5 separate regions of the Mus musculus genome follow, and all the other regions are linked to region 3. The links are chromatin loops, found by intact Hi-C in ENCODE. Cell type or tissue: left cerebral cortex. All regions are shown on one strand. Region 1 has its middle 43 kb from the start of Gm29857. Region 2 overlaps Camk1d (calcium/calmodulin-dependent protein kinase ID). Region 3 holds the start of Camk1d (calcium/calmodulin-dependent protein kinase ID). Region 4 overlaps Camk1d (calcium/calmodulin-dependent protein kinase ID). Region 5 overlaps Camk1d (calcium/calmodulin-dependent protein kinase ID).

Region 1 (5,000 bases), 55 kb after region 3:
CACTCTGCTCTGGGGAAATGCCCAGCTTAAGTAGAAAGGGGTGAAGAGACAGCCGAGGGAAACAGCCTGAAAGAAAAAACACAAAGTTTTAAAACTTAATTATGCTTCAAGACAATAAAATAATTTGTTCAAAATGTTTATGGGAAATGAGTTTGAATTTAGATTCTCTTCCCACTCAAATGATCAATAGCATGTGAAAGGGCAAAAAAGAACTGAGTTTTTCTACCCACGTGCCCACCATGAAGAGTTAGTCAAGAAACTACTTTGGCAAAACAAAAAAAGAATTGAAGAAAGGGAATGAAATATGGTCAAAGGAACAGTGTCAGTCAAATATGAACCAGAAGGGGAAGCCATTAGGCTGTGCAAGCAGAAAATTGTAGAACCAGAAGCCTGAACTTTTGTTTCACTAGGCTCATTTATATTTCAAGAAAGGCTCTTCTGGAAAAACTCACAGCTCTCTGAAGATATTTAGCTCCATTTAGCAGGGCCTTTGGTCCATCTCATCTTACTCCACAGTGTTGAATCCACTTACATGTAGCAGTGACACACACTGTGATTGACACCAGCAATTTTCAGAGCCCAGCCTGGTGCTTTGTCAAATGATCCATCTCTAGCCATCCCCTAGGGATTTCCTACCAATAAGAAAGGAAAATGGCTGAACTCAAAGATCTGAAGCATGTGCTATTTGTCAGAGGCAAAAATTGGGACATGAGACCAGACTGATAAGTAAAATTATATTTTTTTCAGAACCAAACAGGAAGAATATTTAAAATCAAGCCATTCTTGCCAATTCAAGATAAATGTAACCAATATTGTTCTGGGGTACCCGTGGAAGCATGACAAGATGAAAATCTGAGGTCCTCGGCCAGGGGTGATTTCCTTGTTGATGGACCCCTTCTGGTCCCAGAGACTCACCCTCCTCTTATCAGGGTGAGTACCCAGGGTGTTCCCACTGACTCACTCCATAAGTCCACATTCCTTACATATTTGTTTGATGGTTGCATATGACAGCCTGGATCAGGGCCAGATGGCTATGTAGAAAGCATCAAACCCAACCTCTTCTCTCTTATCCCTGGTGGTTTAGTTCTGGTCCCACACTGTCTGCCCTACTTAACCAACAAGTTCTGCAGCTGGAAAGCTTGGGAATTGTAATGCTAGTGTGATCTTCGGAGTAGAGGGGAGTGGCGGTGGATAGAGCATCTTACTAACATTTGTAGCTACTTATCAAAAGTGTTTCTGCTTACCTCCTGTAGCAGTCTGCTTAGAAAGGCCAGGCCAGATGCAGTGGCACACACCTGTAAACCCAGAACTTGGGAGGTCGAGGTGGAAGGATTAGGGGTTCAAAATCATCCTTGATTACATAGTGAGTTCATGAATTCAAAATAAACAAATAAACAAGGTCTGAAAAGTACAACATTCTATCTTGTTACAACCCCTGTGTTATTTTGATGTTTCTTATTGAGTAGGACCCTCAGCAACCATAGAGCTAACTGGTCTACCTCTTAATGAATTCTGAACATGACCCCTTAGAAGAACAACAATTCTAAGGATTTACACCCACAACATACACTCTTATACCCACCTTCTGTTTCCAGGGCTCCTGCCTGGAAACAACATCATCATTGGCCTTGGCCACAAGAATGCCCTGGTGTCAGATGAGAGATAAAGATAAGAGCTGCAGGCCTCCCTTCCCCCAGGACATTGTGTCATATTCAGGAAGTCCTAACCAGAGGCTGATAAGAGCTGGGCAGATTCACTTCCCCAGAGATAGTTTCATACCCAATGATGCTGGTTCTGGATCCAGAAAGACAGTAGAGCCTTGCCACATAGCAACAGGGATGTACTAGAGAGAGGTTTATTTCACTTTAAGGACACATGCCTCTCATTCCACTCTCACAACAAATATCAAAAAATGTGGTGGTTCAGGCCTTTGAGTGCAGCACTGAGGAGGCAGAAGTAGTTGACATCTGTGAGTTCAAGACCAGCTTGCTCTACAAAGAAGATTCCAGGACAGCCAGGGCTACACAGAGAAATCCTGTCTCGAAACCTCCCTCCACCCCAACAAAAAGAAAGAGAAAAGGAAAAAGTGGTTCTGTCCCAGAATTGAAAAATCTGTGACTGCTAGACTGGCTTAATTTCTGATTCATCTGCTAATCCAGGAACATCCAGTGATATGCTAACAGGCTTGTTGGGGTTTATGTAGCTAACATCACTTACCTTAGAGTTCAGAGTCAGCCTTCCTTACACAAATGAGTTATTACAGCTCCACTGAGTTTCCTAGTTATACTGCCAATCTCCCCATGTTTAATTAAGGAACAGCAGAAAAACTCCCAAATTCACCGTTAGTTGGGATGCAGTTACTATAACAAACACTTGAATTAAGGAAACCAAGGGTCTGAGGTTTAAATCAACAACTACAAAACACAACAGAGAGAGGACAGAGCACATGGCCCTCTTACTCCACTGGGACCTGGGGAGAAGATCCAGTGTCTTCAGTCACAAGCCAGGTGTCACTTTAGCTGCTGTTAATAGGAAAAATTTAGTTGGAAGGCACAGCATAGTTAAAGGATATAAGAGGAGAGTCTCCATCATTAAAAACTCATACAGTGATTCAGACTTTTGTCTCCATGGAAACAACATCATCAGCTCTGCCAAGTGTCTCCACTCCAAGTACAAGGACCTAAAAGTAGGGAAAGCCTTTCATTAACTAAGCCAGGCGCCATCTTGTGGTAAGTCTCTTAGCAACGTGGAAGAAGCCACAGACTAAATGTTTCCCAAAATTATCTGTAGTGGACAAAACATCCGGAGCTTTTCCTTCCAACTAAGAACTAAGAAAGAGCCCATAACACTCTTCCGGGGATCTAAGAGTTAGCAGTTGTGATTTCTTCACCCCAAAGTCAGCAATCTTTAGAAAAAAAGGAAGAAAATTTGAGGAAGTAACTCAGCAGTTTTACGAAAGATATTCTTTAAATGACAGTGTACACCCCTTTTATTGGAGAAGCTTCACCCAGCGAGTCAGGGCCTGGGCCCTGTTGCTCCGTTTCCTGTCTGGATGGTTTAAAGGGAAGAGTGTGTTCCACATGTGGTCATGGAAGGTTTTCACACAGCCCCGAAGGGAGCCTGAGCATGTGGATCCTGGTTCCTACTTATTTTGTTTTTCAGAAATTATTAACCAAGGTCATCCCTGTGGATCTTATGAGAACCAGCTGCAGGTGATCCACTCATGTAAGAAAACTTCCCATAACTGACTGCACCAGGGCGACCAGGATCGAAGCTAAGGAAGGTTCCACAGTGCTGTCAGTGGATATCAGTGTTAAGGGTTTGACAGAACACCACACTGGTTAGAGGTGGTGCTAAGCTCTGTATTTTGTGTGGTTACAATACCAACATGCTTGTAGAGAGTGTCATAGACCTAGGCAATGTTAGTATTTTATTACCTCACCCAGCCTCACAGCAGACAGACTCTCAAATTCACCATTAGTTGGGATGCAGTTGCCATAACAAACACCTGAAACCACCACTACCTTACAAAGAAAAGGCTTGGATCATAGATTTGATGTTCTTGTCCAGGACAATTGTGCCTATAGCTTTGGACCTCCAGTAAGGTACCACATCAAGGTGAAAGTGTGTGGTAGAGCTAAGTAACTCTCCCTAGGACTAGCACATAAGAGAGAGAAGCCAGGATTTCCCAGCCCCCTTCAAGGGCAGTAATCTAATGTTCTGAGGCATTGCACTAGGCCCAATCTCTTAAAGTTTCTGCCACCTCCCAATAGTGCCCAGTGGGGACCAGGATTCTATAAGCATGTCTAACCTGTAGGTCTGCACAAATTTAGAAATTTAGTTAAAGCATTAAGGGGTGTGTGTGTGTGTGTGTGTGTGTGTGTGTGTGTGTGTGTGTGAATGTGGAGGCCTGAGGAAAACCCGAACTGTCATTCTTCAGATGCCTTCCCCCTCTTGTTTGTTGAAACAGGCTTTCTCATTGGTTTGATAGACATCAAGTAGGTTATACTGACTGGGCACTGAGGCACAGGAATCCATCTTTCTCTGCCTCCCTGGTACACACCACTGTGTCCAGTTTGTGTGTGTGTGTGTGTGTTCCACATATTCTTTTATTTTTATTTCATTACATTTCATTTTTTACTTATTCACTTTACATCCCACTCACTGCCCCTCCCTCCCCATCACACCCTCCACAACCCATCCCCATCCCCTGTCCCCTTCTCCTCTGAGTGGGTGGGGTCCTCCTCAGGTGTCCCCCACCTTGCATGCCCAGTTTTTAAATGTAAATTTTGAGAGAGTGAACACAGACCCTCATGCTATTGATGCAAAGCATTTCTGCAGTTTTTCACCTCAGTCTCAAGACTTTTTGTAATTTTTTTTTTTTTGGTAATTTGCACTTTTTTTTCAAGCATGACCTTTGTAGATAATATTGTTACTTCATGCCTGCAACATACGAACCTTTTACAGTTTTGCAGAAGAACATTGACTAGCACAAGACTCACAGGCTTTTCCTTCCTGTTTGTATGAGGGGTGGACTTAAGGGACATTCACCAGACAAGCTATAGCATTGCAATAGAGAGCTTGCAAAATAACACAACTTCCCCACTAAAGCTTTGCAAGTCCTTCTTGTCCTTCACAGAGTCAAGTACATGGAAGATACTCAAAGGAGGTTTGAGGCTGTCTGGCAGTTGACGTATCTCATACTGATGAACAGAAGAAGCTAAGGTCCAGACCACAGTGTCATTGAATAATCACTTGCTTGGTTGTATTACAGAAAGTTTAATCAGAATTCTTATCCCAACTCCATGCATTCTGTTCTTCAGAGTAAGAGGTAACAATTGTCAACTACCCACTGACATGCACCCAATGTGAAGATGGCTTTGTAGAGCCCACAGGATGACAGAGGAAACAGAGCAAAGCTTTTGTATGATCCCAAATCAACTTCCAGGGAGAGATTCGGGGAGTACCTGAGAGTAAGTGATGTCTGGGTCAGGAGAGCA
Region 2 (5,000 bases), 260 kb before region 3:
TATACAGCCCTTGTTCACCCCAAATAAAATATATGCACAAGCTGTTTTGGGGAATATCTGTGAAGAGAGCTGTTTTCCGGAATACCATCTAGAAGCGCTGTAACACCAAAATCCTCAGAGAAGCCTACTTAAAACTTTAAATGGGAAAGTAGTATTCCACCAGAGAACCCCATCCAGATAACTGCCATTGGTCAACTGGCTTTGATTGCCATTTAAGTGCACTCTCCAGAGTACTATCACTGAGCTTATATTTTACCATTAATCCATGAGACAATCAGGGGACGGCTGGAATGACATTTCTATATGCTATAAGCCACGCAAGACTATTTAAAAGAGAAGCAGGGTGTTTGGGAGGATTCGTTCTTAGTAAAGCCGAGTTAGCCCTAGAAACCACTACAGTCTTTGTTAAATGACTTAATTTTCTGCTCCAGATTGGTACCCTGCATTGGAGTCCAGCTTCTTGCTCTGTAGATTTCAGACGCCCCCATTTTATGTTTACAGACTCTGACAATGTCTCTGGTATTGTCTTCCTAAACATCTCAACAGTGGTGCTGTTGTAAGCAGTGCAGTTTTCCCAGTCCCCTGGGACATGACAAGCCTAAAGTCACCATCGAACACATTTCATCCCTTTCCTTTGAGCCTATCTACCGAGCTGTTTGATTACACCATTTGTTGAGCATCAAGTGAGTGTCAAGACTGTACTAAGTCGAGTTGGTTTTCGTTGGGGCTGAGAATTGAACCTGCCATCCACTTAACACCATTAGATCCTAGGGATTTCTAAATACTTTATTTAAATTAACAACAACGTTACAGAGTAGGCATTATTTTCCTCCTTTAAAGAGGAAGACAAACATCTGGTGGTATAGTATTCAATTTGATCACAAGTCATAATTAGCATTGTTGGGATTTGGTCTAAGTTTATTCTTCTAACAAAGCCTGTTTTAAATCCATTTACATAATTTTTGTACTAACTTAGTGTGATGATTAGTTTTCGTCAATTTGATAAGTTGGTATCATTTGGGAAGGTAGAACCTCAATTGAAGAAATAAAAGTCTCCATTAGGTTGCCAGGAGGCAAGTCTATGGAGCATTTTCTTGCTTGATGAACACATTGGGAAGGATGAGCCCATTGCAGGCACGTCTACTGCCATTGCCTCTGCTTGTATGCCTGCCTCCAGGATCCTGCCGTGAGGTCCTTCCCTGACTTCCTTTCATGATGGGCTAAGTCAGGCTCCTTAGCCAAATAAACCCTTCCCTCTCCAAAGTCATGGTGTTTCATCACAGCAACAGAAAGCAAAGTAGGACATGAGGTTGGGGCCCCTTTGAGGGTTGCACCCCAGATATTATGCAAATCAGATATTATGATTCATTACAGAAGCAAAATGACAGTTAGAAAGTCTCAGTGAAAGAATGTTACGGTTGGGGGTCACCACAGCATGAGGAAGGGTCACAGCATTAAGGAGGTTAAAGGGTCACAGCATTAAGGAGATTGAGAAACACTGATAAGAGACTATAAATCTGGAGTTATCTGTATAAGATGATGACACCTAAACTTAAGGTGTCCACTTCGTCATTAAGAATGCAATACCCACCCCAAGGACTGAGAACCAGCTGTGCTCACAGGAGAAATACGTTCAGTCTCCACAGTCAAGCTCCGGACATTAGGCCTCCCTTCTCTTCCTGAACTCAAGCGGCAACAAGTTGCTAGGGTGTTACACTGCTTCACTTTATTAAGAGCTGTTTTTAAAATGTTCTTCATCAAACCCACTAACGTGTAGTGCATCAATATAGACCCCTAATGCTGCACACAGGGTTATGTACTGGGACTGGAGAGATGTTTCAGTGGTTACACTGCTCTTCCTGGGGACCTACATTCAGTTGCCAGCACCCACATGATGGCTCACAATCATTTGCAACTTTGGTTTCAGGTGATCCGATGACCTCTTCTGGCCTCTCTGGGCACCAGGCAAGCAAGTGGTGTACAGACATTATGTGCAGGCAAAGCACCCATACACATAATATAGAGTAAAATAAATCTGAAAAACAGGAATTCATACTACCCAGGGAAGCTGCACAAACTGCCAGAAGACTAGGATGGATCTCCACCCTGAGAGGCCAGGCATGTGGCTCAAACTTTCTAACTTGGTTTGCTGGTTTGTAAACACTGAAATATATGCTCTTCTTATTTTACGGCCTACTAACCCATTTTCATGTGTTTGTATCAAACATATGTGAGCATACAGATGTATCATAGGGTATGAGGAGGTTTTGTCTGTAACAACTATGTGAACAAATGTGTTAGTAGACAGTAAAATAAGAGCAAATATTTCAAAATTCAAATCTTCACATCTCTTCCCTTTGCTACCAGCAGATGGAGCCATAATCAATAGGACACTAAGGAGGGAGGCCTATGGTACCTAACATACTCAAAGGTAGTCTAAGTTTACAAGTCAATTTTGTCATAGATGCTTTTTACTGTTTATATAGTAAATAAAATGGGTTTACATTCCCCAGTTGTGAAATAAGTTTTCCTTTGAGTCACTAAAAGTGAATAAAGGGGACTGGAGCGATGGTTCGGTGGTTATGAGCACTGACTGTTCTAAAGGACCTGGGTTCAACTCCCAGCACCCACATGGGAGCTCACAACTGTCTGCAACTCCAACTCCAGGGAGTCCAGCACCCTCACACAGACAAGAAAGACACCAATTCACATCAAATAAAAACAAATAAATCTTTTTTTTTAAGGCGATAAAAAAAAGCTGGAATTGTGGCTCAGTTAGTGGAAGGCTTGCCTAGCACAAACAAGGCTCCAGGTCCAAGCAGGCTCTAATGAAACCAGGCATGATGACAAGTGCCTGTAACCTCAGCACAAGACGTTTCAGGACATCCTTGACTACATAGTGTGTCCAAGGCCAGCCAGGGCTATGGGAGACGCAACCTCAAATAAAAAGAAATAAAGACTAAAACTTCTTGTTCACAATTTATCATAGTTTCATAAGAGCATCTTAAACATCTTCAGGACAACACAGGCACCCGGGATGAGGACAGTGGCAGCTCTCTTACGTGATGTGGCAGACTGGAGCCAGTGCTGGCAGGTCCTCTGGGAGGGGCCCTGAAGCACGCACTCAGTCTCTATGTATTTGACCATGCTGTAGCTACATCACTGCTCAAGGTCTCAGGTTTCTTATCTTGAAATTACCTAGCTCAACAGGACACTCTTCAAGCTTCTTCCTAGTCCTTCCCGTCAATGAATCCAAAATGATAATGAAGCCAACTGCATTGAGAAATAAACAGACGAGACTTACGAAGCTTGACTGCAGGAGTCCAAGTTCCCCAGAACAGTCTTTACTACCCCCATGGGGCCTTGTTACAAACTCACACTTCACGGGCTCCTCTGCATGGTTAAGTTCATCAATCAGATGTGGGATTTACTGGACTTTGAAGTCATTCATACAAGAATGACCTGCTCCTCTTTCTATAATCAACCTCACATTGCCTGAACTCAGAAAAAATACTCAATAGTTTGCTTATGTATTTTATAAAATACTTTCCAGAAGAGGGCCTGGTTGTCTTTCATCCAAAGGAGAAATAATTTAGACCCGAGCGCGCGAGTGTGTGTGTGTGTGTGTGTGTGTGTGTGTGTCTGTGTGTATCTGTGTCTATATGTGTGTGTGTGTGTGTGTGTGTGTCTGTATGTGTGTGTCTGTGTGTGTGTCCAATGCTCAGCTCACAGAACTCAATGAAAGAATAGACAATTTATTCTGACATCCATAAAGCCTTACAGATCCTCATGGGCTGATGGGCTTACAAAATGTTGGAATATTTGACTGCCAATTGCTTTCTGCTTTCTATTACTACCCTTGGAAAACCAGCCGTGGGTCACAAGACCAATCCTATGTTAGACTTATCTGAGAAATTTTAAGATCTACGGAAACCTGACAGGGAATGCAGCTTTGCATGTACAAAGCCCTGGGCTTCATCAGCCAAACGTCACCCACCCATTCGCCCTCGATACCTAGTCCTGTTCCTGGACCTTTAAATTTACTTGCCCTGGGATGTGCCCTGTGCATGGTGATCTGTTTATTAAAACTACTCACCAAGCAGTGGCAACACATGCCTTTAATCCCAGTACCCGAGAGAGGCAGAGGGGCAGAGGGGCAGAGAGGCAGAGAGGCAGAGAGGCAGAGAGGCAGAGAGGCAGAGAGGCAGAGAGGCAGAGAGGCAGAGAGGCAGAGAGGCAGAGAGGCAGAGAGGCAGAGAGGCAGAGAGGCAGAGAGGCAGAGAGGCAGAGAGGCAGAGAGGCAGAGAGGCAGAGAGGCAGAGAGGCAGAGAGGCAGAGAGGCAGAGAGGCAGAGGCAGAGGCAGGTTTTACTCTGTGAGTTCAAGTCCAGCTTGGTCTACAGAGTAAGTTCCAGGGAAGCCAGGGTTGCACAGAGAAAATCTGTCTTAAAAAAACAAAACAAACAAAAAACCAAAAAACCTTCTCAAATGATCTAAGTGGACACAAACTGCTCAGTTGTTAAACAGTTGAGAAAGAATTTAGATGCTTAGGTGACTGGTGAGCCCTCAGGTTTAGTGGCCACTATAAAGTTATCCTAGGGGGATACATTTTCTTGACAACAGACCGTGTACTAACAGTAAGATTCTGGCTGTCCTGAGGAGAGTTTAGGGCCACACAGCCAGCCACACGGCCAGCCCGTTACTCCCCCTTAGGGGAGTGAGAAACATTGACAAGTTCCACCTGGTCACCTGCAACGCTTGTTTGTAATATTTCTTAGGCAAGCTTGGCAAGACTACTGCTTTGTGGTAGTATTGTTGCCTTTTTGGTACCTGTTTTGAAGAATAATATATGTGCCCAGGGCACTTGGACCCTGAGAACAGACACTTGGAGACTTGGAGGCCATTAAGGTGTTCAGTGTTCTTGGAAGAGAGGCAAACCCCTCAGGGGGGTTTATTAGCTCTGCTTGATGTGGGCATGGAGTATCCAAAGCACCTTCTAAG
Region 3 (5,000 bases):
GCTAAGAGCCCTCTTGTTTTATTTCCACAAAACAGCAAGTACGTGCACAGAGATGCCTTCCCTGGTGCCCAGCAGGCACAGCAGGGTGACCCTACTGAGAGCTTCAGCACACTGCACAGGTCTGTCCCAGGGATCTGGGAGCACAGCTGACAAGGCCACCCTCCGACTTGTCTCTGGGGGACACACTGCAGATGGGGTACAGGAGGGGTGGAGGGAAATAATTACCAATATTTAGCTGTGGGACTCTGCACTTCGAGCAGGCTTGAAAACTGAGGTCCTGGAAAAGCAAACCAAGCCCAGAAATAAGAAGGCCGAGAGGGCAGGAGGAGAGATAAGCGCCCAGAAACACAGATACACCCGGGAATCACCACCTCCTTTTCTCCGAGTCATCAGCACCCTCCTAAACCCCAGCAAAAGGTTCATTTTACGGAGCACGTGTGAGACTGTATCTTCATGTACAGATACCGATCAAAACCAGAAACCGATCAAGTGGTGGAAGAAAATAACTTGAACTTCAGACTCTTTCCGCGGCGCTGAATTCTTTCACAGCCCCTGTACCTATCTGAGGCGCTTCAAAACAAAACAAAGCCAACTCATGCGCAGGAAGGGAACTGCAGCTGTACTGAGTGGCACATGTTCAGAGCTCTGATGACACACACTTTTGATTATTTCTGCTTTCTGGAGATGTAACCATCAAGCATGAGCCCCGGAGAGAACCGCCCCTAAAGACTCACTGATCCTCCTCCCACCCGGACATGAACCCCAGCGCCGGGCATCTGACCCTATGGTGAGATGTACACACAGATGAAGCTCTGACCACATGTCACTCTGAATACTGCGAAATTCTTCCCTCCCATCATCCTGAGGCCAGCCAAAGTCTTGTCTACACCTAGTACGTGCATATGTCAATTCCATAGGAATATATGATGTAAGGGTAGGACCAAAAGCTGAATTTCCTCGTGACCACTTTCGTCGGCCCAGTGCGCCCATACACACGATGAGTAAGTGCACACAGCCAGCGATCAGCGAGATCCACCATGCTCAGCCCACAGTCACGCGTGGGGAGAAAATCAGTGGAGGGCGGTGGTGGCAAGGGAAAAGGAAAGTCGCCCGCCCGCGTGGGCTGTTCTCTGCGCGCCCTGCGCTCCCCTCCCCCGCCCAGGAGAGGTGTCAACCGTGGGCGCAGACCCACGCGGTGGACTCGCGGAGGGTCTCCATAAGAGCGGACTATGGGACAATGAGGACGCATCGACCAGCCAGTTTCTGCCGCGGTGGCGGTGGCGACGGTAGCAGCAGGAGCAGCCGACGCTGCTGCCGCCACCGATGCTACTTCCACCCGCTGGTCCCCAGCACCCACTTACGTTCCGAGGGTCTCCTTGAACTCGAAGATCTTCTTAATGTCTTCTGCTTGCTTTTTCCAGGAGGAGCTGCTCTCGCCGTTCTCCCGGGCCATGGCAGACTAATGCTGTAGGGCGGCCGAGGGTTGCGCTGGGGAAGGGGCGCCGGAGGCGCGGCGCGGGCTCCGGGGGATGCCCGGCGCCGGGATGCGGAGCGGGAGGATGCGGAGCGCAGGGAGGCTCGGGCTGCCGCAGAGCTTCCTCTTCGGCAGTTTCCTCTTTCGCCTTGGCTGCTGCCGCCGCGGTCCCTCCCTGGCTCTAATTTCTACTGCTCTCCGGCAAAGACTTCCTGCCTCTGCCGCCGCCTGCCAGCCTCACTTTCTGCTACTTTCTTGCCTGGCTCCTGCTCCCTCCCCGCCGCCCGCCCCACTCCCCCAGCCCGCCTCCTCCCGCGGGCTCCCCGCCCTCCCAGTGCACCCGGCAGCCTCCCCGCCTCCCGCGAGGCGGCCTTCGGGGATGTCCCGCTCCCCCTCCCCTCCCCAGGAGCTCCGTGCTTGGGCGCCGGGATGCAGCACTTGACCACGGAGCCACGCACGCTCCCAGGCCGTCCGCGCACCCTGGGTCCCCGGGCGAGGGCGGGTGGGAGAACCCAGCAGGTGCAGGGCGCCGGAACGCGCGGGGGAGCCCTAGCCTTTAGGGAGCTTTATTATGAAGTCAATGCTGGGGGCGCCCGGGCTTTCCCTCTTCGAGCAGGAGGGGGCGCCTCTGCTTGGCGCTCGGAAGCTCTCGGCAAGGTGGGGTTGCGCGGCTCACGGTTGCGGGGCGCCCAGGGCGGGGCGCCTTCGCATACCCAAGAGCCGGTGACCCAAGCCTGCTGTGCAGGAGGGCGGGTGGGGGCTTGTTGTCAAGGCAATGGGCGGCGGCCTGGATGGAGCCATCGGCAGGCGGGCGTTGACTCCTGGCCGCAGCTTTGCCCCAGCAGGCGCTCCCGGAGCTCGGCAGTCACCTCCGGACTCCGCTGCTGGAGCTAATTCGCATTGCACCAAAATCTGCTTCACGTCAGTTTTGGAGCAGCTAAAGGAAACCTCGGGATGTATCGGACAGGCACGCCCAAGACGAGCCAATCACCGCCTGGTGGTCCCTTCCGGAGTAAAACTCCAGGGGTTATTTGGCGGCCAAGTGATGGGTGGATGCGGGACATGGTGGCTGGCCTGGCCCAGAACTGGAGTGACTGGACTGACTAGTGTTTGAACCCTTCTGATTTCCTCTTTCTCACTTTACTCCTGATGCTCTGAGGCCGTGGCCAAATTACACCGATTCAATGGAAAGACGCCTCTCTCTAGCGCCTTCCCCCATCAGCATACCCCGCAAGTGGCTTACTTAGAAGGTTAAGGTAGAAGCAGAGATACATTTTCCTCAGGCCTCTGGTCTCCAGAGTGAACTTTGACCTGCCCACTCTCACCTGGTATTCACCTGTTAGAGGACAGTAGGCAGCGTTTCCAGTTGGTCCTTTGGTTCAACTGGCAGGGACTACTACCTCATGATAGGAAATGTTAAGTTTTCTTTGTAGCAAGACTTCCTCTCCCTTAGAGCTGTTCGGCTGAATTGAGTAAACAGCCCTGTCTCTTAACTGGGGACACCTGTCCCATTTTCCCAGGACTGTTCCAATTTGAGAGGGGGGAGGAGGAGGAGGTGTGAATCTGCTTTCAGAAAAAGAAATCCCCCCCCCCCAACACCTCCCCATTGGTTCAGACTGGCCAGAGGCTCTGCCTTGGAGCCCTTTGTGGACTCCCAAGGAGGTTAGAAGAAAAATCTACCTATCCCTAGATTCTCAGTGCTGTTTTCCACGTTTCTTTGGCCCTTAGTCCTAAGCTCTTGAAGCTGAGAACAGCAGAGAAGAGGGTTATAACCATTGGTTGTTTAGGAGTGTGACAACCGAGTCATATGATCATCATGTTAAGTGTATTTACACAGACCTGGATGCTGCACACACCCAGCCTGTGGGATACACACGCTCACGGGCTTGGAGGTTGGGGAGAAACAGCCTATTGCTCCTAGAGCCATAATGAACAAAACATGAAATTAAATCAAGCACAAGACAAAATGATGCAATCGAGAGGCACGGTAAATACAAGATACAAGAGGGTACTGCCGGCATAATATAGCAAACTGACTTACAGTCAAGTTTTCTTTCACAAGCAGAAGAAACATAATCTAAAAAAAAAAAAAAAAGTCCAACCCACTAAATAGATAATTCAGTAAGAGTCATTTACTATCAAGCATTGTCTACCTAAGGAATGATATCTACAGTATTTCTAGGCAAAGCACACCATCGTAGGTCTGTTTACATCACCAATACCACAGACCCATGAGTAATGGGTCACACTGATGTTATGACTGGCTAAGAGGTCACTGGGCCATAGGAATTTTGCAGCTCCATTATAATCTTATGGGATTAACGTCAGAATGTCATTATGCCCACATGACTGTGCTTGCTTTTACAAACCCAGAAGAAATCGTACAAACAATATCTGAGGGGTGGGGGTGGGGGTGGGGGAGAACTAAGGAACCTCTCTCCAAGATGGAGACATGCCCAAAGTCCAAAGCATACAGCACCCCTCCAGTAAGAGCTGTATACACTGTATCTTATTGCATAAAGCATGGGTCAACAGAACCCAGCGACACTGTCCTGTGCCCCTTCTGTATCGTTTCCTTTCTCCTTCTCCATCTCCCTCTCTTTCCGTTTGATCAAAGACAGGCAATTCCAATCTCATAAGAAAAGCAGAGATAAGGACCTGGGAGATGGTTCAGTAGGTAAAGTGCTTGTCTTGCACATGTGAGGACCTAAGTTTGATCCCCCCGAATCCAGGTGGTTTGGAGTATATTTTTTGTTTCTGTTTTTAGCAATAATAATAATAAGATAATAATAATAAACCAGCTGCGGTGACAAACACTTGTAATCCCAAGGCTAGGAAGGTGGAGATGAGAGAATTCTGGAACACAGTGCCCACCCAAACAGCCAGCCTAGCCTACTTGGTGAGTTCTAGGCCAGTAAGAGATCATTAAAAATACTACTAATAAAAAGTGAAGTGGATGGTCGATGAGAGTGGCAACTGAGGTTGTCCTTTCTCCTACATACACACACACACAGCCATGCCCGTTTCCTACCAAGCCACACAACGCTCCTTGAGAGCAAGCCCATGACATTCCCATTACTGCAGACATTTACACACTGTGGCTGGACGATAAAGGAATGTCGCCTGAATAAAGAAGCAGACCTCAGCCGACTCTCTGACACTTGCTGTGTGAGTAGCAACGCTGGGAAGGAGCTCGCTTTCTTGTCCAAACTCCATAATGATGTTGGTTCACTGATAAAAAGCTATTTCCATCTGGAGTAGGTTCTTGAGGGGGGTAAAATAGCTTTTTAATAGAGAGCTGGCAAATCACACCCAGAAGCACAGATCCAGTGGCCCGTAGAAAATGGGAATGCCAAAGACACATTCATTTGGACTGTATTATTTTCATTTCTCCCTCACCAGATGCCATGTAAAATAAACAAAAGCTCTTGTTCCTGGAAGGAGCAATTAAACATCAAGCCTTCTGTCCCTTAAGAAGGCATCTGGGGCTGGAGAGACGGCTCAGCAGTTAAGAGCACTGGCTGCT
Region 4 (5,000 bases), 180 kb before region 3:
TCCTAAAACAGAGCCACTAGCTTGGAACTAGGATGTTCAAACATCTGGGCCAGTGGTGAGCACTGAGAACCAGACCATAGCACGCAGAATATGGGCTCTGTCCAAAGCCCAGTGAGGTTTTAAGGATTGAACTTTTCCTCCACTGGGAATCATTGGGTTTCTTATTGATGAAAAATTGCCCTGAGTAAGAAAAATCACAAAAGGAAAATCACAAAAGAAGGCACTAATGCCATTAGTTAGCGCTAGTTCTCCTTGAGAAAAAGCACCAAGGGAGTTGTAGGCCCCTTTAAGGGACTCGGGTCACTCGTTGAACAAGATTTATTGATGAGGAATATGGGAATGGATACCAAAAAGAGGATCTGGTCTCTGCCTTGAAGGGGTATGGATAACAACAGACATGATAGAGCAAAAGGCTGCCAGAGTGGAAACAGGATCTAATACAACAGAAAGAAGTGTCTACGGGCCACTCAGAAGAGCTTCCTGATTGAGCAACACTGGGAATGCTTTTGAATGATGGCTTTGAGACAGAAAACCTTGAGAGCAGAAAAGAAGGTTTCTATTGTTATTATTTGACCAAGTAGAAAGATGTAACTACGTCATGAAAGGTCATCAGGAAACAGGTTGATATGGAGATAGGAAGACTCAAGAATGATGAGTTAGGGCCAGGCGGATGCCTGTCACACAAGTCTGACTGCCTAATTTTGGCCTATATAATGACCCATATAAACGTGGCAGGACAGAGAAAATGAACTCTACAATCCCATCCTTATTTCTTCGCCCACCAGTTTTAAATTGCCTCTTCTAGCTCTTCCTGCTTTTCAGTGCTTCAGATATTCTGAGCAGTACAGTTCCAGAGACCTGCTCTCAAGCCAATCTCAGTACTTCAACTCCTGCAGAGTTGTCCTCTGACCTTCAAACACACATGTAGGCATGTGGGCATACCCATACATGATAATAATGAAAAGTGAAATTTACTTTTAAAAGAATTACTAATTAAATAAACAGATTACATCCAATAGGTAATGAACAGTAAGTCTTTAATTAAGAAAGCAAAGTAATTCAAGACTTTTGCAAGATTAGTTGACTTGAGTAACACGATATACCAGAAGACAAAGGATTACAATTTTTATTTTAAATGTTTCCCAAAGGCTGTGTATTAAACACTTGGTCACCAGTCTGTAGTGAGGTTGAGAAGTGGAAGAAACTAAGCAGTGGGGCCAATGGAAAAAGATGAGGTAGCTGGGGCAACTCACAAAAGGAATACTACAGAGAGTCGGAGTGCATGTGTTGCCCTCCCCCACCAAGTCATGATCTTTTATCACAGCAACAAAGAAGTAACTAATAAAGACAATATATCCCCCCAAATATCTGTGCTTTGGATTCAGTTAAGTCACATATTCTGTGTGACTTAAAGCTGGAAGTCTTAAAGGGAAGCAAGATTTACACATAGGAAGAGCAAGCTTCAACCATCCCAAAGCCTGGGGGCAAAGAATAGACTTTTGGATCTAGGGCTAGGTGTAACTTGAGATGCTATCAGACTTAAATGGGCTTACAAGCCTGCAAGGACCCCTAGACAGATACCTGTGGATGTGTTAGACTGTCCCTGGCTTGATCAAAGTGCTGAGTCATATGAGGTTGACTTCATGGTACTGAATCTAAGTGGCCTTTACCTCATTCAACTGCCTCAGACTGATAGAGAGTGATAATCACCTTCTATGGTATTCTGAGAAGCCAACAAATATATAAATGAATCTTGAATTGGTTCTGGGGACCCTCTCTTTGTACCTTCCCCTTGGACTGGCTTTGAAGACTGTCTCAGGTTACTAGCAGCGATGTGGCCTTGTTTCTGTTGTCTATTCTGAGACTATATTAAAAGATAGATGACATATAAACATGTTGACTGGCTGCACCGCACAAGTTCAAGTCAAACACCAGCATACATACATCTACAAAGCTTGAGAAATACAGGCAGGTCTATGTTTTGAGAACAATGGCCTACATCAGGGTTCACAACCTTTCTAATGCTGTGACCCTTTAATATAGTCCCTCATGTTGTGGTGACCCCCAATGATAAAATTATTTCTGTTGCTACTTCATAACTGCAATTTTGCTACTGGTATGAATTATAAAGTAAATATCTGTGTTTACTGATGGTCTTAGGGGATATCTATGAGGGTCATCTGACCCCTAAAGGGGTTTTGACCCATAGGTTGCAAACCACTGGTCTGTAACCTATAGTGACAATAAGTTTTACTAATAAAATACCACTTAGGTAAAAATTCTAACATTGGTACATGTATTATAAATCATAACAGAAATACTACTGCCCTAGAATATCATGTTCAATTAAAATGATATAACATTAAGGCTTTATCAAGATAGAGCAAGGAAACAACATTGACTTCATTTTATCAAAGAATAATACCAATAGCATTCTTTTTATTTTAGTAGAAAATCTTATGGATGACAGTATTTGAAGTGACCAGAGGAATGCTTGAACACACCATCCATTTCATCCTGGTCAAATGGATGATGGTGAGCTATGAGCAGAAATTCCAGCCCTCCAATTCTCTTGCATGCTTGCAGTATATTTTTTGGCACTATCTTCAACCTATGGTTCCTTTCAGAAAGCATGAATTTGGTCCATTTTGTAAAGATTACTTTGGGTAAAATTAGATCCCATACTCCACATTTATGCTTGCCTGGCCACATGCAAACTGCTTATGTCCTTTCCTGCACAGGCAGGTCAGCAAGGATACATCTCTGTAGGGCTCTTTCCCTACAGAGACTCCCAGACCCGTGATTGTCTTCTCAACAGATCAACCATCAATCTCAAATGGTATCATTGAGTCTCAACTTCTTTCTTACTCTTAAGAACAAATTTATAAGTGTGAGTTCTAGCATGTTCTCTCTGCCTCCCACTGAGCCTTCTTGTCTACCCACTCTGGAAACCACTGCTTCAGCAAGACGTCAGGGCTGGAGACACAGCCTGAGAAGTGCTCTGGATTAAAGAGATGAAATGAGGAAACCTCCACAGATGGCCCTGTGGAAAGCAAAGCCGACTGGTGTTGAATTTTAAAAAATGTCCCCAGCTGGGAAACAGAAGGAAGAAAGAAGTCAGCAGATGGAAAGACAAACAGGAATGCAAATGTACTTAGGGTCACAATAAGGGGCCTGGGAGTTTTAAGAAGTAAGTTGGTTAAGTGTTGATCAACAGGCTCTGATGTTTTAGAAGAGCTAAGGAGACCCTACACTATGAAAAGACCACAATGTTTGGTGACTCAAAACTAATTCAATTTTGTAATTGCATTTTTAGGATACAGTTTCAGTACTATATTTGAGAAGAAGCCAGGATGTAGGGGGATTTGTGGGTGAGTTTATACTGAGGAAGATGAGCTGTAGATGTAGAAATGATTTCAAGAACTTTGGAGGTAAAAGAAGACAAAAGAGAGAACAACAAAAAGCAGTAGATAGATAGAGGGAGAAGATCTTCTAATGAGTTTCTAAAACCACCTGCAATCCCTGGTATAAAACAACCTTACTCTAGGAATCGGGGTTTCAGAAGCTGAATCTCCAACAGTGCCAGGCAGAGCGAGTGTGTGCTTCACTTGACCTGACCTTCACTTGACCTTCACTTGACCTTCACTTGACCTTCTGCATCCAGAACACAGACACTGGGAGATGGCTCAGCCAATAAAGAACTTTCTTCGAAAGAGTAAGGACCGAACATTTAACTCCCAGGATCTATATTCTAAATGCATGTTGGTACATGCTTGTAGTCCCAGCATTAAGGAGGTGGAGACAGAAGGTTCCCAAAGTTCACTGGCCAGCCTTCTCCAGTGAGACCCAGTCTCTCTCTTTCTCTCTCTCTAGAGAGAGGGAGGAGGGAGGGAGCACATGCATGCATACATGGCCACATACACCTGTGCATCCCATCCCAACACACATGAAAACACACATATGGGCCGGATTATAATTTAAAAATGGGCCTGGATTTCTGTCTGTACTACATCTGTGCACTACTGGCTAGAACATGCCTACATAATATTCATTCCCTCATCTATGTCTGATGATTAAAAAGAGCAATCCCAGGTGTTCTCTCTTTCCTACTCTGTGGGTATGTCCACCTATTCCAGCCAGCTGACACTCAAGGACATTACCAAGCATGTCTAGTATAGAAATAGCTCTTGCACACACATACACATACACACACACACACACACACACACACACACAGAGTGTGGTGGGGGGAGAAGATAGGCAATAGAAACAAGGTCAGGAGGCCTTGTTTCTATTGCAGGGCTGGAGACCTTGCCATCTGACTGCTTTCAGGCCTCGCCTCATCTCTCTCAGGCCTATGTCTGTGTCATTTTAATTAATTCTGCCTTCAGACATCCCACTGAAAGGGAAGAAACGACCAAATGACCAGTGCCATGTGATGATGCACTTTTCTTCATTTCTGTATTTCCATTAGTGCTGCCAACACAGCTCCACTTATTCAGACTTGAAAACTCACTCCTCTCATCCTAAAATAGTACCACCGACTGGAGAAACACGTTTTCAAGCATAACCTGGTGGGGGGCCTTTCACAGTCAAACTGTAATACCTCCCTAACTAACCTCTATCCTACACTCTATCTTGAGAACCATTCTTGAACTTCCCAGCATTACTTCATGCAAAAAATCTTCAGTGTTTCGCCCTCACTGGCTACCAAGTAAAGGATTAAGACCCTAAGTCTTCAGAGGCCCCTCTGGCCAATGACGCTAGCGGTCTCCTCCTCTGTGCTCGCACGTTCTCAGACATAGCCCACACTTCAACCCTTTTGCTCGAATACCTGTTCTGGCTGCTCTAACCACTGAGCACTTCCTGTGACTCCTCACATGCAAAGCCTTCCCATGCCACCTTCTCCGAGTTTACTGAATACTTCTTTCCCCAGGCCCTTCCACTTTCCTATGAGACCTTGAGTTTCTTTGGTTTTAAAGCTCCCCTGTCTCAAATCT
Region 5 (5,000 bases), 100 kb before region 3:
GTGAGGGGTTGGGGGTGGGTAGAAGTATTGAGCAGAAGCAGGCTAACAGTATTGCTATGGGACTTTAGCATTTAACAACTAGCAATGGAGGGATGGCCACTCTGTGTCAGGCTGCCTGTAACCTGCTTCATATTAACTCAGTCAAGCTCAGCCACACTGTGAGGCACAGGCTTAGCAGGCATCCTCTTTACAGCTGAATTCCATACACAATGCCATAGGGTCTGCATTAGTTACTCATCTCATTGTCATGACAACTTAACTGACAAGAAGTAACTTAAGGGAGGGACAGTTTGTTCTGGCTCGATCACTGAGAGTGCAGTCCACCCTGGAGGGAAGCCATATGGGCAGGGCTCGGCAGCTGGTCCCATTAGCTACCCAGTCAAGAAGCAGAAGACATAAATGCTGTGCTCGGTTTGCTTGGCCTTTCCATGTAGACTAGGCCTCTAGCCTGTCGGATGGTGCTGCCCACATCTCCAGTAGGCCTTTCCACCTAATCTAGAAACTTCCTCACAGTTACACCTAGACGGTTGTCTTTTTGGTGATTCTAGCTCACTGGCCCCTAACCTTCCTAATGCAGTGACCCTTTAATATAGTTCCTCAGGCTCTGGTGACCGACCCCCAAACCACAGTTATTTTCACCGCTACTTCATAACTGTAATTTTGCTACTATTATGGATTATAATATAAATACCTGTGTTTTCTGATGGCCTAAGACAACCCCCATAAAAGAATCAAGTCATTCATGCCTACCCAACCCCCACCCCCATCCCCACCCCCATCCCCCATCCCCCAGCTCTGCCCCCACACTCTGCAGAGAGGTCATGACCTACACAGGTTGAGAATCAATGTTTCAGGGCCTATGAAATTGACAATATTAGTGGCGCAGAACTGACTAGACTTGGCCTCCAGACCAACTCTGGTGTTTTCGCCTTGCAGGCTGCCTGGCAGCACCTTCTGGTGTTTGTTCCATTGTTGTTTGGTCTATTTCATGACCGTCGGCCATTACACAACAGAAATGGCTATGCTGAGCCATAGAACAGAATATCCCACTCCCAGACATATAGCAACGGAATAAGCAAACTAGAATGGTGCAGCAACTCGAAGGGGACGATTAACATGGGCCCCTAAGTGGAGGGGGAAAGGTCACTAACCCTTCACCCCACATTCCAGCCACCACTTCCTCCTGCCCGGATCTGCACCATGCAATGCAGGGTGCTAAAATATATGGAGGTAGAACATTAGCTGGTGGTGGAGTCTTGAGGATCCAACCTTTGTGTTGTCTTCATCTGTCCTAGGCTAGGCCTCTTCAGTGACACAGCGCTTCTGAGTCAACCAACCCTCCTTGAACACTCAGCTCACTGTTTTCCTGGATTTGGATGGCATCACTTCCTTTGTCTGTCTTTGCCATGAGAGGAACGGACTTTTCTACATGTCCCCAGGAAAAGAAGTAGAATGGAATCACACATTGATAGACATGTGAGATCTATGTTTCTGTATGTGTGTTTATGCTACATGTGGGCATGGGCCCTGGAGGCCAGAAGAAGGAACTGGATCCACTGAGGCTGGAACAGTTGAAAGATGTAAGCCACCTGCTGTGGGCACTAGGAACTAAACTCAGATGCTCCGGAAGTTTAGAGTGCCTTCTTAGCCACTGAGTCACCTCTCCAGCCCCACACAGATACGTTTATACTATTGGTAAAACCACTTCTTCCAGTCCCCGCTCTCCATGTTAGATAATATTGGCATTTGCTAAATACCAAGGATAAACCTTCATCTTACTGAATCTTCAAAACTCTTTTAAGCCCAAGAGAATCTTTCTGGTGCCAGGGGGATTCATCAGCCAATTCCAGTTTCTGGGTACCTCTCCCCGGAGCTGGGCAAAGCAAGCTTTATCTTGCTTCAGGCTTGGCAACGATTGGAGAGGACTTAGGGAGAGCTTCAAAGTCAGCCCAATAAAATCAAACTCAAATACACATATAAAGTACAAATCAACCAAACTGTCTCTGCCACAGGCAACTCCCCAGTCTTGCTGCCTGGAAGGGAACGAGTCAGCGAATTATACAACTTGTAAAGAAATCAATAAAGCTGTTCAATTTTTTCATTAGAGGCTGTGAGAATAGAGGTAATGTATTTGATTTAAGCCATGTGGCTGGAAAGGCTTGCACAAATCAAACTTTTCCAAATAAAAGAGGGCAGCTGATCATTAAAAAGTTATCAAACTCCACTTTCTGCATAGGCTTACATTTTTACACGTGGACTTTTGTAAAGTGGGACCTCAGCGACTAGAAGTTTCTGACCCACTCTCTGAAACGCAAAGGCTAAACCATCAGTGACCCCAAACATTATCTCTCAAATTACTTACTGCCTTTTGAAAATCAGATCATGTAATAGAGTAGGTGGAGTCTTGGCTGGCCCCCAAAGCATGACTTTAGCAGATGGTTGTATTAGTCAGGGTTGCCCAGAGAAGCAGAAGGGAGATAGATGTGTTATAAGGAGCTAGCTCAAAGGAATATTAGAGACTAGCAAGCTCCAAGATCTACAGGGAATTCGATAAGCTAGGGACACAGGAGAGCCTTGGATAGAAGTTCTAGTGTAAAAGTAGACATCCAGACATGTAGGAAAAGCTGATGTCTTTGTCCTAGTTTGTGTCATGGATTGAAGGCCATCAAATAGGAAAAGCCCAGAAGCTAGCCTTTCTCTCCACTTAGGCCCACTGATGCGGTGAGACCATACATAACTGCCATAGTTAGCCTGTCAGTTCAGCTGCTCATCCCATTCCAAACTACACAGCCAAGTGTAGTGGTTCACCACCTCAAATCTTAAGACTCAGAAGGTTGAGACTGGAGGATCTGGAGTATGAGAGCAACCTAGACTTCAAACAAGAGACTGCCTCAAAAACAAAAAGAGGAGAGGGAAAGAAGGAGGAGGAGGAAAAGAAAAACCGCCTTATAGCCAGATTCCAGACTGCGAATAATAATTGACCAATTATGAGGCATCTAGTGATCCAGTGTAAAATTATCATCGTGACAATGATGGAGAGTTTCCACAAAGAATAACATAGGAGCAGAAGAAGAAACAGGAGACTCGGGAGTCTGATACCAGCCTGGGATATACAGAGAGACCCAAACAGTTAGGGATCACAATACATGTGGCCAGCTTAGGCACCAGCCTGGAGCCTGGAGCCTGGAGCCCGGAGCCCAGTCAGGGGATTCTGAGGTGGGACACCTGCCTCAGAATCCTGCCCTGCCTTTGTACAGTCTAGTAAGCCAGTGCCCCAAACAACACCAAAGATGGCCTGAACTTTGTCTTATGGAGAACACCATTCCATGAGACAGACTCATACACTGTATGAGGTATTAAGCCCTGGTTAATCTAAAGGACTGAAAATAGTACATCTTGGTATTTTTAGTATTTTTTTTTCCTACTGAGAGTTCAAACCTCCTCTTATCTGTGACCTTGTCTGGATTCATAGGCCCCTAACAAAGTTAACACTGTTGCCAGATAAAGAGGCTCTGTAGTTTTCAGCACTGTGCCCTGAGAGTCACAATTTGAGTCGTACCCAGGATTATCAAAGTGTTTACAGCCTTGACAGCTAGGGTCTGGATGCTCTGGAATATTAGGCCAGGTCTTCCCATGCCTTCAGCTAGGGACAGGTGGAGAGTAGTGCCATGTTTGCTACTAGAAAGACCTTGGCAATGAACTTGATATACACAGGCCTGACCACAACTATGTAACCTGCCTCTACATCCTTCACAACAGGGAAATGAAGGACCCTAAAACTAAGATAGTAGCCCCCATATCCTAGGTACCCCGGGAGCCTAGGGCCAGGTGTCACAGGGCAACTAACCAGAGAGGCAGCTACTTTCCCCAGTCCCCAGAATCCAGCACTGCGCACACACACACCCCTCACCTTCACTCATTGAAATAATCTGCTTCAGCCATATTTGCTAAAAATATCCTCTGCTTCTCTGTTACACTTACTAATACATTCTATTTCAGGCCTGTTTGCATTCTTGCTTAGAAATACCCGAATGAGGAGCAGAGAAAGCATCCAAAAGGGTTCTAACCATACTACCCCCACAGAAAGGCTCCTCTCTGGACCTCTGTGCTCAGCACACAAATCCCCAAAGCAAACCTTCCCACCCTGGGTGGTAACTGGCAACATGAAAAGGGGTTGGGAGTGTTCCCAAGGAGCCAGGAGGAGAAGTGGGGAAAGGCAGAGGCCAATCAGGACAGAGGTTTCGGCCAGGGAGTCCCCCCCCCTTGACCCCTCACCCCAGCTTCCTCCTCTTCCTCACACCTGCCCTGCACAGGCTCAGGCCAAGGCCAGCAGCGAACTGCTACAGCCCTGATGTGTGACAGCTCAAGCTGGAGGCCACTGAGAGAACCAAGCAGCCCTGAAGATGATTTCTACACCAGGAACTGGAAGTGGAGGAAGCGGGCAGAGGGATGGGGGGTGGAGGGGGGGTCTTAGTGCCCTCACTCAAACACTCAAGGGTCTCACAGAACACTCAACCTCCATTAAGCTAATTTCCCTGCCTGGCTTCCAGAAGCCATCTTGGAGGATTGAGTTGGCTCAGCAGCCCTGACTGCTGGATTTTCCAAGAACATTGGCTCTTTCCTATAATTACAGGGAGGATAATGACGGCGCTCTATCTCCGCTCTCTGCTCTCCTGCAAGGAAGGAGGTGGAAGGATTGCTTATTAGGTGCCCACTTTTCAAAGCCCTAATTCACACTTCCTGTTCAGTCCCAGGTTCTCCTATCATTGACTTGACCGTAAGCCACACATGTCCCTTTCTCTGAGGTGAGACACAAAGGGAGCTGGTATCTGGATCGTTAGGGGTGGCTGCAGAGAAGGCACAGAGGAAGGGACCCAAAATGAGGGATCCTGTGCGAGGGCCCAGAACCAGGAAGGCTACCAGAGTGAAGCAAGAATTTGGAGCCCAGCTGCCGCAGCCTTTTTCCTTTCAGCAAAGCTCGGGAGTGATAGATATGCATG

What was found. Hi-C counts contacts between places; a loop is a spot of excess contacts. Peaks named below come from ENCODE experiments on the same cell type or tissue, not always from the same donor. Only the 100,000 strongest peaks of a DNase experiment are listed, where the experiment ranks them.
Region 1: it touches region 3 in a loop (7-fold over the local background); 9 of 42 quality-filtered maps call a loop at or near these places.
Region 2: a loop joins it to region 3, with 4 times the contacts of the local background. A loop is called at or near these places in 17 of 42 quality-filtered maps.
Region 4: a loop joins it to region 3, with 2.2 times the contacts of the local background. A loop is called at or near these places in 2 of 42 quality-filtered maps.
Region 5: it touches region 3 in a loop (2.2-fold over the local background); 5 of 42 quality-filtered maps call a loop at or near these places.

The regions. Positions count from the first base shown.
Region 1 is chr2:5,768,121-5,773,120 of GRCm38, forward strand. No RefSeq gene overlaps it. Among named protein-coding and RNA genes, the nearest start is that of Gm29857, 43 kb to the left of the region's middle. In left cerebral cortex, a CTCF peak has its summit at 2,736 (motif pointing left); DNase peaks (open chromatin) are centred at 2,667, 3,002 and 3,249.
Region 2 is chr2:5,449,484-5,454,483 of GRCm38, forward strand. All of the region lies in intron 2 of Camk1d (calcium/calmodulin-dependent protein kinase ID), which reads right to left. Among named protein-coding and RNA genes, the nearest start is that of Gm36853, 30 kb to the right of the region's middle. In left cerebral cortex, a CTCF peak has its summit at 2,364 (motif pointing right); a DNase peak (open chromatin) is centred at 2,350.
Region 3 is chr2:5,712,785-5,717,784 of GRCm38, forward strand. Camk1d (calcium/calmodulin-dependent protein kinase ID) reads right to left here and starts at 1,978. Exons shown (of 11, transcript NM_177343.4): 1 at 1,362-1,978. The coding sequence starts at 1,453. In left cerebral cortex, a CTCF peak has its summit at 2,077 (motif pointing right); DNase peaks (open chromatin) are centred at 755, 993, 1,709, 1,978 and 2 more places; H3K4me3 peaks cover 2,844 bases; H3K27ac peaks cover 2,848 bases.
Region 4 is chr2:5,531,055-5,536,054 of GRCm38, forward strand. All of the region lies in intron 2 of Camk1d (calcium/calmodulin-dependent protein kinase ID), which reads right to left. Among named protein-coding and RNA genes, the nearest start is that of Gm36853, 51 kb to the left of the region's middle. In left cerebral cortex, no CTCF peak of the experiment used is centred here; DNase peaks (open chromatin) are centred at 3,005 and 4,531; H3K27ac peaks cover 2,122 bases.
Region 5 is chr2:5,608,341-5,613,340 of GRCm38, forward strand. All of the region lies in intron 1 of Camk1d (calcium/calmodulin-dependent protein kinase ID), which reads right to left. Among named protein-coding and RNA genes, the nearest start is that of Camk1d, 100 kb to the right of the region's middle. In left cerebral cortex, no CTCF peak of the experiment used is centred here; DNase peaks (open chromatin) are centred at 2,434, 3,968 and 4,600; H3K27ac peaks cover 171 bases.